4 separate regions of the Homo sapiens genome follow, and all the other regions are linked to region 2. Evidence: chromatin contacts called from ENCODE Hi-C or POLR2A ChIA-PET data. All regions are on one chromosome and are shown on one strand. Each heading gives the region's core, a stretch centred on a gene start or an enhancer-like site at or near the end of the contact. The rest is flanking DNA. Distances are from core to core; before and after follow the strand shown.

Evidence for each region. A loop is a pair of places that touch in the nucleus more often than their neighbours do. ChIA-PET counts read pairs that join two places held with the same protein, here RNA polymerase II (POLR2A). Pooled maps may share reads with other maps.
Region 1: a loop to region 2 is called in a map of ascending aorta, with 2.2 times the contacts of the local background. The contact joins two enhancer-like sites. A Hi-C loop is called at or near these places in 11 of 168 maps with a recorded cell type or tissue (MCF 10A, Right ventricle myocardium inferior, aorta and 7 more), 1 of 37 single-sample maps with no recorded cell type and 16 of 50 pooled maps. POLR2A ChIA-PET finds 5 or more read pairs at or near these places in 4 of 52 experiments (BJ, CD4-positive, alpha-beta T cell, H1 and 1 more).
Region 3: a loop to region 2 is called in a map of ascending aorta, with 1.9 times the contacts of the local background. The contact joins two enhancer-like sites. A Hi-C loop is called at or near these places in 7 of 168 maps with a recorded cell type or tissue (Calu3, PC-3, aorta and 4 more), 9 of 37 single-sample maps with no recorded cell type and 10 of 50 pooled maps. POLR2A ChIA-PET finds 5 or more read pairs at or near these places in 5 of 52 experiments (BJ, MCF 10A, Panc1 and 1 more).
Region 4: a loop to region 2 is called in a map of mammary epithelial cell, with 6 times the contacts of the local background. The contact joins two enhancer-like sites. A Hi-C loop is called at or near these places in 6 of 168 maps with a recorded cell type or tissue (Calu3, PC-3, ascending aorta and 3 more) and 11 of 50 pooled maps. POLR2A ChIA-PET finds 5 or more read pairs at or near these places in 11 of 52 experiments (BJ, Caco-2, H1 and 6 more).

The regions. Positions count from the first base shown.
Region 1 is chr4:76,751,399-76,754,731 of GRCh38, forward strand. SHROOM3 (shroom family member 3) reads left to right here. Exons shown (of 11, transcript NM_020859.4): 7 at 2,913-3,333. All of the region lies in intron 1 of SHROOM3-AS1 (SHROOM3 antisense RNA 1), which reads right to left. Among named protein-coding and RNA genes, the nearest start is that of SHROOM3-AS1, 49 kb to the right of the region's middle. RefSeq lists a silencer at 2,518-2,812. Within about 2 kb of position 1,958, at least 10 of the 41 ENCODE cell types and tissues checked have a DNase peak (open chromatin) inside an H3K27ac peak, as active enhancers do; they include ascending aorta, where a contact is called at or near this core.
Region 2 is chr4:76,687,100-76,690,529 of GRCh38, forward strand. All of the region lies in intron 2 of SHROOM3 (shroom family member 3), which reads left to right. Among named protein-coding and RNA genes, the nearest start is that of MIR548AH, 110 kb to the left of the region's middle. RefSeq lists an enhancer at 1,962-2,484 and a silencer at 2,398-2,577. Within about 2 kb of position 2,177, at least 21 of the 41 ENCODE cell types and tissues checked have a DNase peak (open chromatin) inside an H3K27ac peak, as active enhancers do; they include PC-9, ascending aorta, mammary epithelial cell and 1 more, where a contact is called at or near this core.
Region 3 is chr4:76,610,010-76,613,175 of GRCh38, forward strand. The region is part of intron 2 of SHROOM3 (shroom family member 3); the gene reads left to right. Among named protein-coding and RNA genes, the nearest start is that of MIR548AH, 36 kb to the left of the region's middle. Within about 2 kb of position 1,847, at least 11 of the 41 ENCODE cell types and tissues checked have a DNase peak (open chromatin) inside an H3K27ac peak, as active enhancers do; they include ascending aorta and prostate gland, where a contact is called at or near this core.
Region 4 is chr4:76,583,881-76,587,495 of GRCh38, forward strand. The region is part of intron 2 of SHROOM3 (shroom family member 3); the gene reads left to right. Among named protein-coding and RNA genes, the nearest start is that of MIR548AH, 10 kb to the left of the region's middle. RefSeq lists an enhancer at 2,427-2,496. Within about 2 kb of position 2,196, at least 22 of the 41 ENCODE cell types and tissues checked have a DNase peak (open chromatin) inside an H3K27ac peak, as active enhancers do; they include PC-9, ascending aorta and mammary epithelial cell, where a contact is called at or near this core.

The DNA of each region.
Region 1 (3,333 bases), core at 708-3,207, 64 kb after region 2:
AAAAACATAAAATGTTCTAATTTATAGAAAAGTAGAGATTTTGCACTGTTCAAGTTTTATGAGAGTTTGATGCCTTCATGGGTCACAAAGAGACAATAGTTGTCATTATTATATACTTCTTTCCTGTTTTCAAACATTCTCCACTCTTTTTATCTCCATTTTAAAGAAAAACACTAGAGGATACCAATCCAACTAAATTCAGACATTCACTTGTTAATTTCAAACATAAAAATTTACTTGTCTATATAAAAATGGGCAAAAGACTTAGACATTTATCCAAAGATGGCAGACACATGGCCAACAAGCATTGAAAAGATGCTCAACACCACTAATCATCAGAGAACTCAAAACCACAATGAGATGTTTACCTCACACACATTAGAATGGCTGCAATTAAAAAAACGAAAAACAACCAGTGTTGGTGAGGATATGGGGAAATTAGAAACCTTGCACACTGTTAGTGGGAATGTAAAATGGTGCAGCCGTATGAAAAACAGCATGGAGATCTCAGAACATTAAAAATAGAACTACCATATGATCTGGCAATGCCACTTCAGAGTATGTGTCCAAAAAAATTGAAAGCAGGGTCTCCAAGACCCATGTTCACACCCATGTTCATAGCAGCTGTATTTACTATTCACAATAGCCAAGAGGTGGAAACAACCCAAATGTCTACTCATGACAGATGATTGGATAAACAAAATGTGGTATAGCCATACAATGGAATATTACTCAGCCTTAAAAAGGAAATTCTGCCACATGCTTCAACATGACATTACGTGAAGTGAAATATAAGCCAGTCACAAAAAGACATACTGTATAATTTCACTTGTATGAAGTACTTAAAGTAGTCAAATTCACACAAAACACAAAATAGTGATTTCCAGGGGTTAGTAGGAGGGGGAAATGGGGAGTTATTATTTAGTGGGTACATAGTTTTAGGTTTGCAAGTTGTGAAAGTTCTGGAGATCTGTTTCACAACAGTGTGAACATATTAACACTACTGAACTTAAAAATGGTTAAGATGAAATTTTATGTTGTTTTTTCTAACCACAATTTTTTAAAAATGCTTTTTCTTTTTTTTTTTAAAGCAAAACAAAACAAAGGTGAGACTAATTGCTCTCAAAATCCATTCTTGAATAGTAGGATTCCTGGATACATATCAGCAGACTCTGGGTGACCCTCTCACACTCTATTATAAAAGGGACTTGAACAAAGTCTTTTTTTATCCCAAACTTCATTCCTAAAAACACAAAATAATCACCACGGAGAAGCATTCTCAACCAAGCTAAGCATTTACCACTGATATTATCTTCAAAAAGAAAATGCCACTTTAGTATAGTTTGTGTAAACTAAGGTCACACAAACTAAAAACATCATATAAAAGTCTATTGGGCTGGATCTTTAAAGGATAAGTGCTATATTATTGTATGTTTTAGTGATGTCTTCCCCTTTAGAAAAGCCTCAAGATATAATAAATAAAATAAAGGCATCTGAATTAGTCGTTAAAACATCAGATTTCAACTGACTCCACATCCTGTTAAAGGATGCTGGGTTTAAAAACAGTTTGTATGCTACAGTCTGGAGAGCAGCTGGGCAAAGGAGACGTCACTGTTCAACAGACATTTGCTGAGGGGGTACTTGGTGGCAGGTACTGGGGATGCCAGGATGGATGAGACAGAAGTGAAGAGCATCCCCAGCGGGAAGCCACCAGGAAGTGCAGAGTGGCTACACTTCTCTATGGAGAGGTTCCTGGTAAAGAAACCATGTCTGAATGAAAGGGACTGGTCATGGGAAGGGAGGGGTTGCATCAGAGAGAGAGGTGGGCCCTTTATTCCATCATCTGCATCTATGTATAATAAAGGAAAAATAAAGGCATGAGAAGAGCTAATTTGGTTCTTTGCCATCTTCTTCCACCACATGCTGCATTCTGTTTGCCTGGCACTTGGATGATCTTGTGGCAAGCCCTGTGTTATTGCTCTGATGTGGGACTGAGTCACCACTCCCTCAGAGGAGTCAGATCTGTGAGATGAAATGTGCCATCTGCACTCCAGATCCACTCACATAGCCAGTCAGGGAACTGCAGACAGGGAATGTACAAATCACGGTGGGTTTGCTGGAGAGCTTTTTATCCTCACATTAACTCTTGCATAGCAGGTAGTGCCACAGACTCTTTTTTCTGTTTTGTTTTGTGGATTTTTCTCCTTTAGAACACAATAACAAAAGTTTTGCGAATTGTTGGGTTTTTCCTCGGAGTCTAGCGTACAGTTGTTTAAATCACCATGTACTATATTTGCTTATTATTGCCAGCCTCTTTCTCCAGAGGTAACTGCTTATTAGCTCCTTAGGTGAGACTCTCCCCCTCCTTTTTATTTTTCATCAGATGAAATGAAAACACTAGGAGAGTAAGCAAAAGTTGTAAATAAAACCTTCAAATTCAGCAGCCCATGCAAATGCTTTCAAAACAGACCTCCCCCGTGGGGATCGCACTGGGAGAGAAGAAGGCAGCATTATTTTTCCCCAGAGCTGGGAGCTATTTCCTGAAGTAGTCCTAAAAGGGGCTGAAGAAATGTACTGTTTGTTTTTATAGCCTGAAGCCTGTCCTCAAAAGCTGCCTTATGTTGCATGGTGTGTACAGGATGTGGGGGCGGTGAGAGGGTTAATAAAAGAAAATGCCTTGTGAACCCAGTCATTCCATGTGACATTTTCCTGTAGGAATTTATGCCTGCCTAGTACTGGTTTAACTTGGGTCTTCCTGTGAGCAGCCAGGGAAGACAGTGTGCAGTTTCTGGGGGAAGGAAAAGAGGTCCTCCTTCCTCTTAAATGCTTTTCTCATCTATGTAAGGAGCATTGGGCTGCATGTTTGCCCCTTTCTTCAGAGCTGTAACCCTCCTGTCTGTGTGCCGTTCCAGGTCACTCAGTTGTTCAGAAAGAGGCCAAGAAGAGATGCTGCCGCTCTTCCACCATCTCACCCCTCGTTGGGGTGGTTCAGGCTGCAAAGCCATTGGTGATTCCTCCGTTCCTAGTGAATGTCCTGGAACCCTGGACCATCAGAGGCAAGCCAGTAGGACACCCTGCCCCAGGCCACCACTGGCAGGAACGCAAGGGCTGGTCACAGACACCAGGGCTGCACCCCTGACCCCAATTGGCACCCCTCTGCCTTCAGCCATTCCCTCTGGCTACTGCTCACAGGACGGTCAGACAGGGCGACAGCCTCTCCCGCCCTACACCCCTGCCATGATGCACAGAAGCAATGGTCACACCCTGACCCAGCCTCCCGGTCCAAGAGGCTGTGAGGGCGATGGCCCAGAGCATGGGGTAGAAGAGGGAACG
Region 2 (3,430 bases), core at 927-3,426:
GTAAATTTTAATGGCATGTGAATCATCTGTCCATTAAAATATTTAAAATAAAAACTTTTAAACAAAAGAAAAAATGTACAAATTACAAGTTCCAGACTGGCCATGCACACCCTTTCTAAGACAGGCTGTGCACCTTTTTCCTATGTGTAACTTTCTCACAAAATATTTTCGCATTTTTAAAGCTTTATTTCTTCATTAATATATTTGATTTTAATAAAAAGTAAAATGCTTTCGATTCTAATGTGATGCATTATTTCTGAAAGCAGTCTTAAGACAGGAACTAAAGGGCAGTGTGATTTTACAGAGAACATCTTTAATAGTGGCTGGGAGTTTACACATACACACACTTGATATGTGTAACTATTTCAGGTCATTCTTTCGTCTTGTGGAGGAAGGGACAGACAAGGAGAACGGAGGTACCAGTTGAGCAAACTAACCCCCAGCTCATGCAGAGAGACATTAGCATAATTTTGTATTGTTGCTGAAATTTCTTCATGTCTTACTTTTGATCCCATGAGACAAGTTGTTTGCTTCCATCTAAAAATATCGGATGATGCCTCTACATTGCAGATACAAGTTAAAAGTGTTTTTCCAGAATCTATGTTACAAAGGAAGCCCAGGGACCTCTGGTCATAGTGATGAATTTCACTGGTGTAACATCCATGCTGTGTGGGAGGTGAGATTTGGACCCAAACTGTGTTTTTAATCACCAATTTACAGTGATGTTTCACACAGAAGTAGAGGGATCTGTTCCACCCTTATGAGATTTCACCTGACCCAGAGCACTTAGAAAACAAGATAAAGCAGCAGCAGGAGAGGAGGCCTTATCTGTTCTGCCCACAGAGCTCCTGGCTGTGTTCTCCAGCTAATACTTCTTACTCCCCCCCACGCGCAATGGCAGCGGCAATGTGCGTTATAAACTGCAAGGGCTGACCACTTCTTCAAAGCTTAAGTTCTGGACATCACCTCCCTCTCCCCCAAACAAGATTGCCACAGGACACGAGGACACAGAACAAACCATATTAACCTCTCTGCTTCCAATGCCTAGCAACAATGTTTGTGGTTACCCCATGACTGTGTGACAGCTGTGTATGTGTTGATACCTGCTTGTGATACCATAGGTAAAACAAAATACAATTTTAAGGAGGATAATACTTTATGGCAGGGAGGAGCCTGTCCATGAAGGTTTCAGTAAAGAGGTTTATTCAGTGGTTGCCATGGCTGCTAATGCTCCTGCATTCTGTCAGGATATAAGAGCACAGACAAGTAAAGGTAAATGTGGTATCAGCTGTTTGGTAAGGGAGGTTTCTATTTCCTACCTAGTGAGGTCTTCTCTGTGTCTATATGCATATTTATTACCTTAAATATAGAACCTGGACATTTAACAACAGGGATTCTGCTTGAATGAGAATAAAGCCAATTTCAAACCTTACTGTTACTTTCATCTCTGGAGGTGACACGTGAGAGCAATTAAGAGAGGACTCTGAGGGGAAAAAATTCCTACCTCCGTTGAAAGAGGCTGGAAGAACCTTTGAAGAAAGATGAAACTTAAACTAGCACCATCCCTTCCTTTAGAATATTAACTGGACGCCTATATCATAAATGCAAAACAAATGCAAATGGATATATTTTCTAAAATTCCAAAGTTTGCAAAGCTGAATCCAAAATCTCTCGAAATTACAGTCATGACGACCGAAAGAATCACGTCTCTTGTCTAATCAGAGACGATGCTTATGGAAACAAAAACAGGCCCGGAAGGAAGGCTTCAGCGGCATTCACCACCACCTGCATCTCTGCTGTGACTTACACTGAGAAGAGGGCATGCTGAGAAAAAGGATGGTTATTTTCCTTGTAATGCGAGCTTTTTTTTTTTTTTTTTAGCTGTGAACTTTTTACCTTGCTTCATTCATGCTTCATTTGATCAATTACTAACTGTATAGCCTCTGAAAAGCGAGCGCGGGCTTCTTAAAGTTGATATTTTGCTTTTGGATTCCTCTGCATTTTACAACGGGGGGAGGTTAATTAAGGCACCTTTCTGATTGAATGGGCAGAGGGACTGAGGGTGTGTGCTTCGGTCCGGTCCCCTTAATACCGTAAGGACCCAAGGACCGCGGAGGGGCGAGTGGAGCGCGACGCTTCCACCCCAGAATCCGTTTTCAAACCTTAGGGAGCCTTCTTTGCCATTGAAATGCAAATCCGGTCCTGAGCTCCCGGGCCAATCCGGGAGGCTTCCTGTGGGATTACCTGGTGGCGAGCGAGCGCCGAGCCAGCGCCGAGCCAGCGCGGCCCCTCGGGTGCGGCGGGCGCGGGGTGGACTGAGCGGGCCCGGGCGGGACGAGAGGTGGGCGAGCGCCCCGCACCCTCGGCGCGCCGCGCGGGATCAGCGTCCTCCAGCCGCGCTGCCCCGGCCCACCGTGCAGCTGTAGCCGCGGCGCGGTGGCGCGGTGGCGCAGGGCGCTGCTGGGCCGCCCATTGTTGAGCGCGTTGGGCCCCGCCGGCGATGCCGCGCGCCGCCTCCTCGGAGCGGCGGCGAAGTTTGAACTTGGCGTCGGCCTGGAGCCCCGAGCAGCCCGGGGGCGGCGGCCGCGAGGCGAGCGGCGATGGTGAGTGAGGAGGGCGGCTGGGCACGGAGAGGGAGGCGGGGGCCGGCCGGCTGCTTTCTGGAGCGCGTCTATTTCGGGCTCTGCGGCGACTCTGGAAAGCCCTGTCTGGAGGATGGCTCCCAGGGGCTTTCACGGCCAGCACCCCGGCTGATGGGGGCAGGTGGCGTGCTCCGAGGGTCTCCTGACACTCCTAGGCCTTGGCTTTTTATCAGAGAGGCAGTAGCTGCCACTCCAAGAGGAAAATAATTGTTGATTATTGACAGCATGAAAACTTTTCGGAAGAAATGATCTGTGAAATATTTTAATTTTGATAAATTGCTTCCCACCAGGGCCCCTGCTGAGTTGAGAACTCCTTGCCTTTCTTAATTTTACTGGATTTGTTTCTGTAGGAAAGGCTCCTGAAGTGCGTTGAGGGGCACGCCTACCCCCAACCCCCACTTGCTCCAGATCTTAAGACAGTTACTTAAATAGTGTGTTCCTTGTGCTGCAGCAACACTTAAATCATGAAAATGAAATTCTACCTGACGCTCGCTTTACTCCGAATTGCCAGAGGAATAAAACTTTTGCTGGTGGGGGAGGGGAGTGGTTACAAAATTTCAACACCTGGAGCACTCTCTGGGGGTGGGATGTATTTCTCTTCCTCTAGGATGTATTTTGGCATTACCTTTTTCCCCTCTCCCTTTAAATAGTAGTGTTGTTGTGGCGCACTGTGTGCACGGGAGCTTCTGCACTGGGAGCAAATGGGTGCCCTGCATGCGGGTCATCTCCATGGAGAGATTGCTGTGATATCGGGGGGTGCAACAGGAAGTCCTAGCACAGAGGCTGCC
Region 3 (3,166 bases), core at 597-3,096, 77 kb before region 2:
GGGCAAGAAAGGGGAAGACTTTTCTGCAAGGAAAATGGATTGTACTTTGTTTTCCTTCATAAAGGGTAATGAGGATATAATCTCAAAGCTACGCTTGACCATCATCTGTCAAACCAAAGCAAATAAGCCAGTGCCTGTCTTTCCTTATTGTAAAACTAAAAGAGAAGATAACCACCATGTGGCAGTTGTCTAGCCAAAAAAAATCACCCTCATTTCAGAAAATGTTTACTTTTTCACTCTCATTGAGTGATATGCCATCGAGGTATGAGTTAGATGTTGGCATTTTGTGGAAAGGTTTTCTTTGTTTAGCAAAATCACAGCTGTTCATTTCTGGTAATTTTGAATTTCCTAAAAAGTGGCCATAGCTTCAGAATTTGATTTTTAGTAACCTTTAGCAGACTGAGAGTTTTTCTGGTTTGAAGATTATATTGAAACACCAAAAAAAAGTAGAGTGGTTTGTGTTTTACTTTATGTATTAATGTGAAATTTGGAGATGAAGCCTCTTGTTGCTGAAATAACTGCATCCCCTCGTCTTCCGCTGTCCACTTTTATATATTTCCTAAATATCCACAAATCTTGATACACTCTTGTAGTGATTTGATTCTTGTTTTGTTCATATGTGTGTTTTTTCCACTAATGTACACCTTTGGGAATCCACTCCCAGCCTTTCCATGATTTCTTCTGTAATTTGGGTTTTATTTTTAAAGCTGTTGGCATCCGTGTAGAGGGATCCTGCCGTTACCCCTCTCCAGATCTTAAGGTTATCTCCCTATTCTGTTGATTGAGAGATCCAAAGTCAAAGGTGAGTCAGGGATTTCGTGTGCAGGTTCTCACTGATGAACATGTTTTCTCCAGACCCAGCTGGGGGGTTAAGATTCAGGCAATTGGTGACGAGAGGGGCTGCTTTCCTCCAAGTTCAGTAGCCCTCCCTCAAATGAGAAACTATTTCACAACAATCTCAACCCATTTGTCCTCCACTGTGGATAGGGATGGGGGAGGGGCTTGCTTGAAGAGTTCTAAGGTGATTTTTTTCCCATTAAAAAAATTGCAGTAAAGTATACATAACATTAAATTGACCATTTTAACCATTTTAAGTGTATAATTTGGTGGCATTAAGCACCTTCACATTGTTGTGCAACCATCACCACTACCAATCTTTAAGTGAGTTGAAGATGATTTTTTTAAAGTTACTTCTTGCCTCAGCTCCCAAATTCCAGTTGACTTTGTGCGCCCTCTCTCTGTGTCTCTCTCTCTCTCTCTCTTAAAGTCTGCGTTCTCATTCTGATTATTTAACTTGGAGAGTGTGAAGGATTTTTTTTTTTTAACACTGCATGATGAATTGGTCTCAGTGGAATTCAAACGATCTCGTTGTTTTGGTTATTTCTTATCGGGAATGCTGGATTTTTTTCTAAGAGCCATGGCAGGGGTGAAGGGGCACAAGGGAGCCACCTCCTTTTGAGTCAATTTAGCAAAAGTGAGAAAACGGTGGGGTGATAGGAAGTCATTCCTGGATGCTAAAGGGGCATCCTGGCTCCCTGAAGAAACTGAGACTCCCAGTTTTTACGTAGTGAACTTTCTGGCTGTAATTTAGGGCAAACTCCTTACTGTTTTTATATTTGCCCTCCATTGATAAGAACTTCTTAAGGTCACAGTGTCCTTGGGTAATGAAGCTAGGCAGAGGAAAGTTCTTTAATATTTACCTAGTGTGCACGCCATACCAGGAACTCTACAAGGAAACACACGGAACATGCCCAGCCTCTGGATCAGCCTGACTTGGGGAGACTGCCCGTCAGGCACACCCTGTGCTGGCTCCAGCTTCTGGAGTTTCTGGCGAATCATACCTGAAAGGATTATCATCTTCACCCAGTGTCCGGATCATCAGCCATGGAAGTTTGTTTGTTCAACACAGGCTGAATCAGTTCCATGTTGAATAACACACATTTTCCTTCTTGAAATATTCTTAGAACAATGTTTTCATTTTCTCCAAGGAAAAACTTGCTCAGACACAGTTCTTTCTGATCCAAACCCCCTGCTTGCCTCTGCCTCCTCTCATTGTTGTAAAACCCAAGTGTTTCTATTCCTCTACTCTAAACCCGCTCAGAGGGAATTCTGCCTTTTGATTTGGAGGTATATTTTTCCATCCACATATGGCAGTATCCAGTAATAATATTATACATCTAAAGGAAGGAGCAAAATTTTAATCTGTGTGCAGCTGCATGTATCCTGCTTCTCTCCTATGGCAGGATTTTCTAGTTAAACCTCTGGCTAGTTGGAAGATGATATTAGTTATAGAACTAGTTTGTTTAGCCAAAAAAGATATAAGTGGAAGCAGTACTCATGATATAGAAATACTTAAAACTTTGGAGAGACAATCTGAAGACCTAACTGGTGTGTTAGTCAGTAAGTTTTAACTCCCTTTAAATTGAGAATGAATCCCAGGGCCCAACATTATGAGATGCTAAGTAGCTTCTAAAGGGATTACTGTCAGACTTAAAAGTGTTTTCTTTTGGCCAGAGCTTTAGTGGTCTTCATATAAAATATCAGCTGCTATTATTATTAAACTTTCTATACTGAAAAATAATGTAGTATAATAATGATATTATTTCAGGCAAGATTTAGTTACATGTTACAAATACTTTAAAAAGTAGGCTGGGCATGGTGGCTCATACCTGTAATCCCAGCACTTTGGAACACTGAAGTAGGAGGATCCATTCAGCCCGGTAGTTTGAGAACAGCTTGGGCAACATAGCAAGACTCCATCTCAATCAATCAATCAATCAAGAAGCCGGATGTGGTGGCATGCTCCTGTAGTCCCAGCTACTTGGGAGGCAGAGGCAGAAGGATCACTTGAAGCCAGGAGTTTGAGTTTGCAGTGAGCTATATGATTGCACCACTGCACTCTAACCTGGGGGACAGAACAAGACCCTGTCTCTAAAGAAAAAATAAAAGTAGACACTATTGAATAGCCAACTAAGTTAGAGTTGAATCCATGTAATATCAGTCTATCCCAGCATCTTATGAGGTGGGTAAACACCAAGTCAGTCAACTTCTATGTTATAAAAACAAAACAAAACAGAGGCAGAAGGGAGAATTCCCAGCATAACGAGTTGGTGGGGGCATTGTAGGATAGGCAGGTGGTTCAGCGTTCCTCCTCAAATATCCCTAA
Region 4 (3,615 bases), core at 946-3,445, 100 kb before region 2:
ATTTCATATGGTTCAATCTAGTATTACTAAAAGGCATCCATTCTTTGTAAATATCAATGCTTTCCTTATTCATCTCATAATTTGTGAAAGGACAGGTTATTTAATTGCTTTTAACTTTTCCTTGTTTTAGTTTCCCTAAAGAGTGACATAGAGGCTGGGTACGGCGGCTCACGCCTATAATCCCAGCACTTTGGGAGGCTGAGGCGGGCAGATCACCTGAGGTCAGGAGTTCAAAACCAGTCTGGCCAACACGGTGAAACCCCATCTCTACTAAAAAAAAATAAAAAATTAGCCAGGCGTGGTGGCACATGCCTGTAATCCCAGCTACTTGGGAGGCTGAGGCAGGAGAATCTCTTGTATCCGGGAGGCAGAGGTTGCAGTGAGCTGAGATTGCACCACTGCACTCCAGCCTGGCGACAGAGCAAGACTGCATCTCAAAGAAAAAAAAAAAAAAGAGTCACATAGATTTCTTTTACTGTAACAACATAACATCCATGAGGACTGTGTATGCAATATACACAGTTCCCTGAGCCAACACAACCTGTTGAGGATGTTGTCACAGAGAATCTGGAGCAGAGTGGATCTGAAGTGAGCTTAAATTGGACAGAGCTGGACTATGAGGAAGTGACTGGTGACACAAATGAGTCCACTCCTGGCTCCTTTAAACTACTGTGAATGTTCTGGTCTTTTCAGGAATGGCGTTCCCATACTAGCCGGCTGATTGTGATAAACAAACGTCAAACATGACCATTCGTCATTCCGCATAGTGGAGATGAGCTCTGGTCTGCAGCAGGAGGTTGTTAAATTTGACATATTCAAAATGAATTGCACGGCCTGGCTGCTCTTGAACTCTGGCTTGCTGGGAGTAGCCTATGATGGAAGGAAATTCCACTCTGTGGTGGTGTTTTGGGGAGGTTGCATGGTGGGGAGAGGAAAACATAAAGCTGGGATAAGAACAGTGCTTTCCTAAGAAAAAAGGAGGCTACTTTTGAACGAATGCATCTATGATGCCAGATCTAGTGGGAGGCTTCTCTTCTTTTGAAAGATGATTCTGTGCCCCACCCCATTCCTATCCCACATTTGCCTCAATTTCATTTCCTTAGATTTCACATTATAGAGATATAAATAACTCTGGAATTCAAGTGGAACATTCTAGAGAGACAGACATTCTAGTTAAAACAGGAACAATCTTTCAATAAAATTAGTATCACCTTTGAAATGCAATGATACTTTGAGGATGCTTCAGACTTTGTTGGTGTTTGGAATGATTACTACTGCTGGTAGAAAATAATGCCACTGTGAATTCAGAATTCTGTGTGTGTGGGGAGGGGGGCATGCTCCCTTTCTCTCTTCTTTCTGTGCCTAAAAATAACCTGCAAATCTTGTTCAAATTCTTTTGCAAGGAAATTTATAAATTGTCTGTGTATTCTATAATTATTTTCCCATCATGATGGCTCTAAGGAAAATACATTTACATACCCATAAACTCAGACACTCTTGGAGTCCCATTTTCTTTCTGTGTGTGCTGTTCCTTTTCTCTTTCTCTCTCTCTTTGTGTCTATGGTTACTGTTAAGCTGACCCCTACAGTCTGGGGCAAATACCAAACTTGAATCAAGCACTACTTATCCATACAGCTGCGAAGGATTGCGGTTTCAGGGCCTCAGATGATAGATTTAAGTAAAGTCTGTAACTGGATGGAGTTTAGGAAACCTGTTATGATTTCATCTACAAAGGCGGGCTGCATCGCACCCCACTGTGCTGAATTTTAAGATGCGATGTGGTGTTGTTGTTTTGTCTTTTTTTATGAGCAGCATCTTTATTATAAATGATCTATTTTTATGTCTGTGGTGATTTTTATAATACTGAATTTCATTGTTGAGAACAATGACTGTAGAAAGATCTTTCTTTATTGTTCCTGTCTCTTCTCCCAGTGTCTGGAAGAAACTGTTGCTTGCAAAAAACATAGCTAATTAAAAATTGAACTTAATTAGCTACAAAGAAGCCCGACTCGCCAGGGCTGGGAGGAAGGGCAGATAAAGCTGCCGACGCTGTGTTCTTCTTTACCTTCGCTTTAATGGTCTTCACAGCACGTCGTGTTTATGAGTCAGAGGACCCTAGAGCGACACTTGTTGGGGACGGGCAGGACACCACAGCACGACAGGCAGCTCCTGCAAGTGGCGGCGGGAATGCACGCCGGAGTCGGCGTGCCAGCGCGGTGGAAACCGGTTCTCAGGTTCTGGCCGAGTGGACTTCCCCTTACATCAGCGGGCCAGCTCCTGTCAGGCAGGCGGCCGGCGATTGGCCGGGAGGAGGCAGTCATTCAAACTGCCTTTTGTGTTTGGCTAATCAGGGCAGCCCAGGTTCCCAGCGGAGGTGCGTCTGTGGTGTCAGACACCTGTGTCTCAGCTCTGTCTTCCTCGGGCTGGCTCCTGCGGATCCTTCCTGGGCCAGAACCGTGCCTCTAGGCCACCTCCCCCAAGCCACCAAGCCCCCGCGGTGGGCCAGCCTTGGCCCAGTGTCACGCAGGACAGAAATGACCAACAGATAACTGAGGACAATGGACCTGCCTGGGCATAGACTTCCTTAAGGTAAGTCCATTTTAAACCAACGATTTCTCGATGACATTATTTCTCCGTCGATGTTGGCAGAAATGCCAGCATTGGGAAGGTAAACTAAAGAGAGGTAGGGAAGTTGTTCAAGTTAGGCCTTTGTGATGAAATCACCAAGGTTTTGGGCTGTCAGATATGCTGACAAAATAATATAAAAGAATAAAGAAACATGTACATGGGGAGGAGAGAGCTTGACAAATGACTCTAGTCCTCTCAGGCAACGGGCACTTTTTCCTATTTGATGAGAAGCTCAAATGATAACAGAGTAAAGTAACTTTTAGTTAAGGCCAACAAATATATATGCTAACTTGTATAATAAGACCAAGTCAGCCTGAACATCTTGGCTCCCTCCAATCATGCAACCTCAGGATTTACAGCCTAATTTTAATTATAACTTATTTTTAAAGCTATCTTTAACTTTCTTATTTGGGATATGAAGGCAGCTTTTCTTTTTTAGGTTTGTTCGACATGGGTGAATCAATGAATTGCACTTCAACAGCAAAATTGGATTGTATTGATTGGTTGGCTCACTCTTCTCATCCTTTATGTTTCAGAGAAGGTCGGATTATAAATGCAAGCACCTACATTTAAGCAACAGTTGAGATGCTTAAGAACGTGCTTCTGTGTGATTCTGATTAATCCTTAACTATGCTCTGATTTCATTTTACTTGTAAATCAATTGACACATACTTCAGGGACCATCCTGTCTTTTCTCTGGGGTTGCTGTCACCGTATTTGTAACTTGAGGATTTAATAATTGAAGATTGATAAAAAAGACTGGTGGTTTGGGACTAGTGTTTTCACCCTGTCTGTTTTGTTGTGATAGGAAGGAAGGTAATTTTCCCTTGGATTTAAATTTTTTTCATTGAAAACATTCTGAAAATGGGTAAAGTTCTCTTTATAAATCTAAAGAGGTTCTGAGACTACTTTTCCCACCTCATTAATTTCAAGGATGTAAACACCTTCATGAAAGGAAGGTGTTTACCCATTCTCAATGATTCTGTT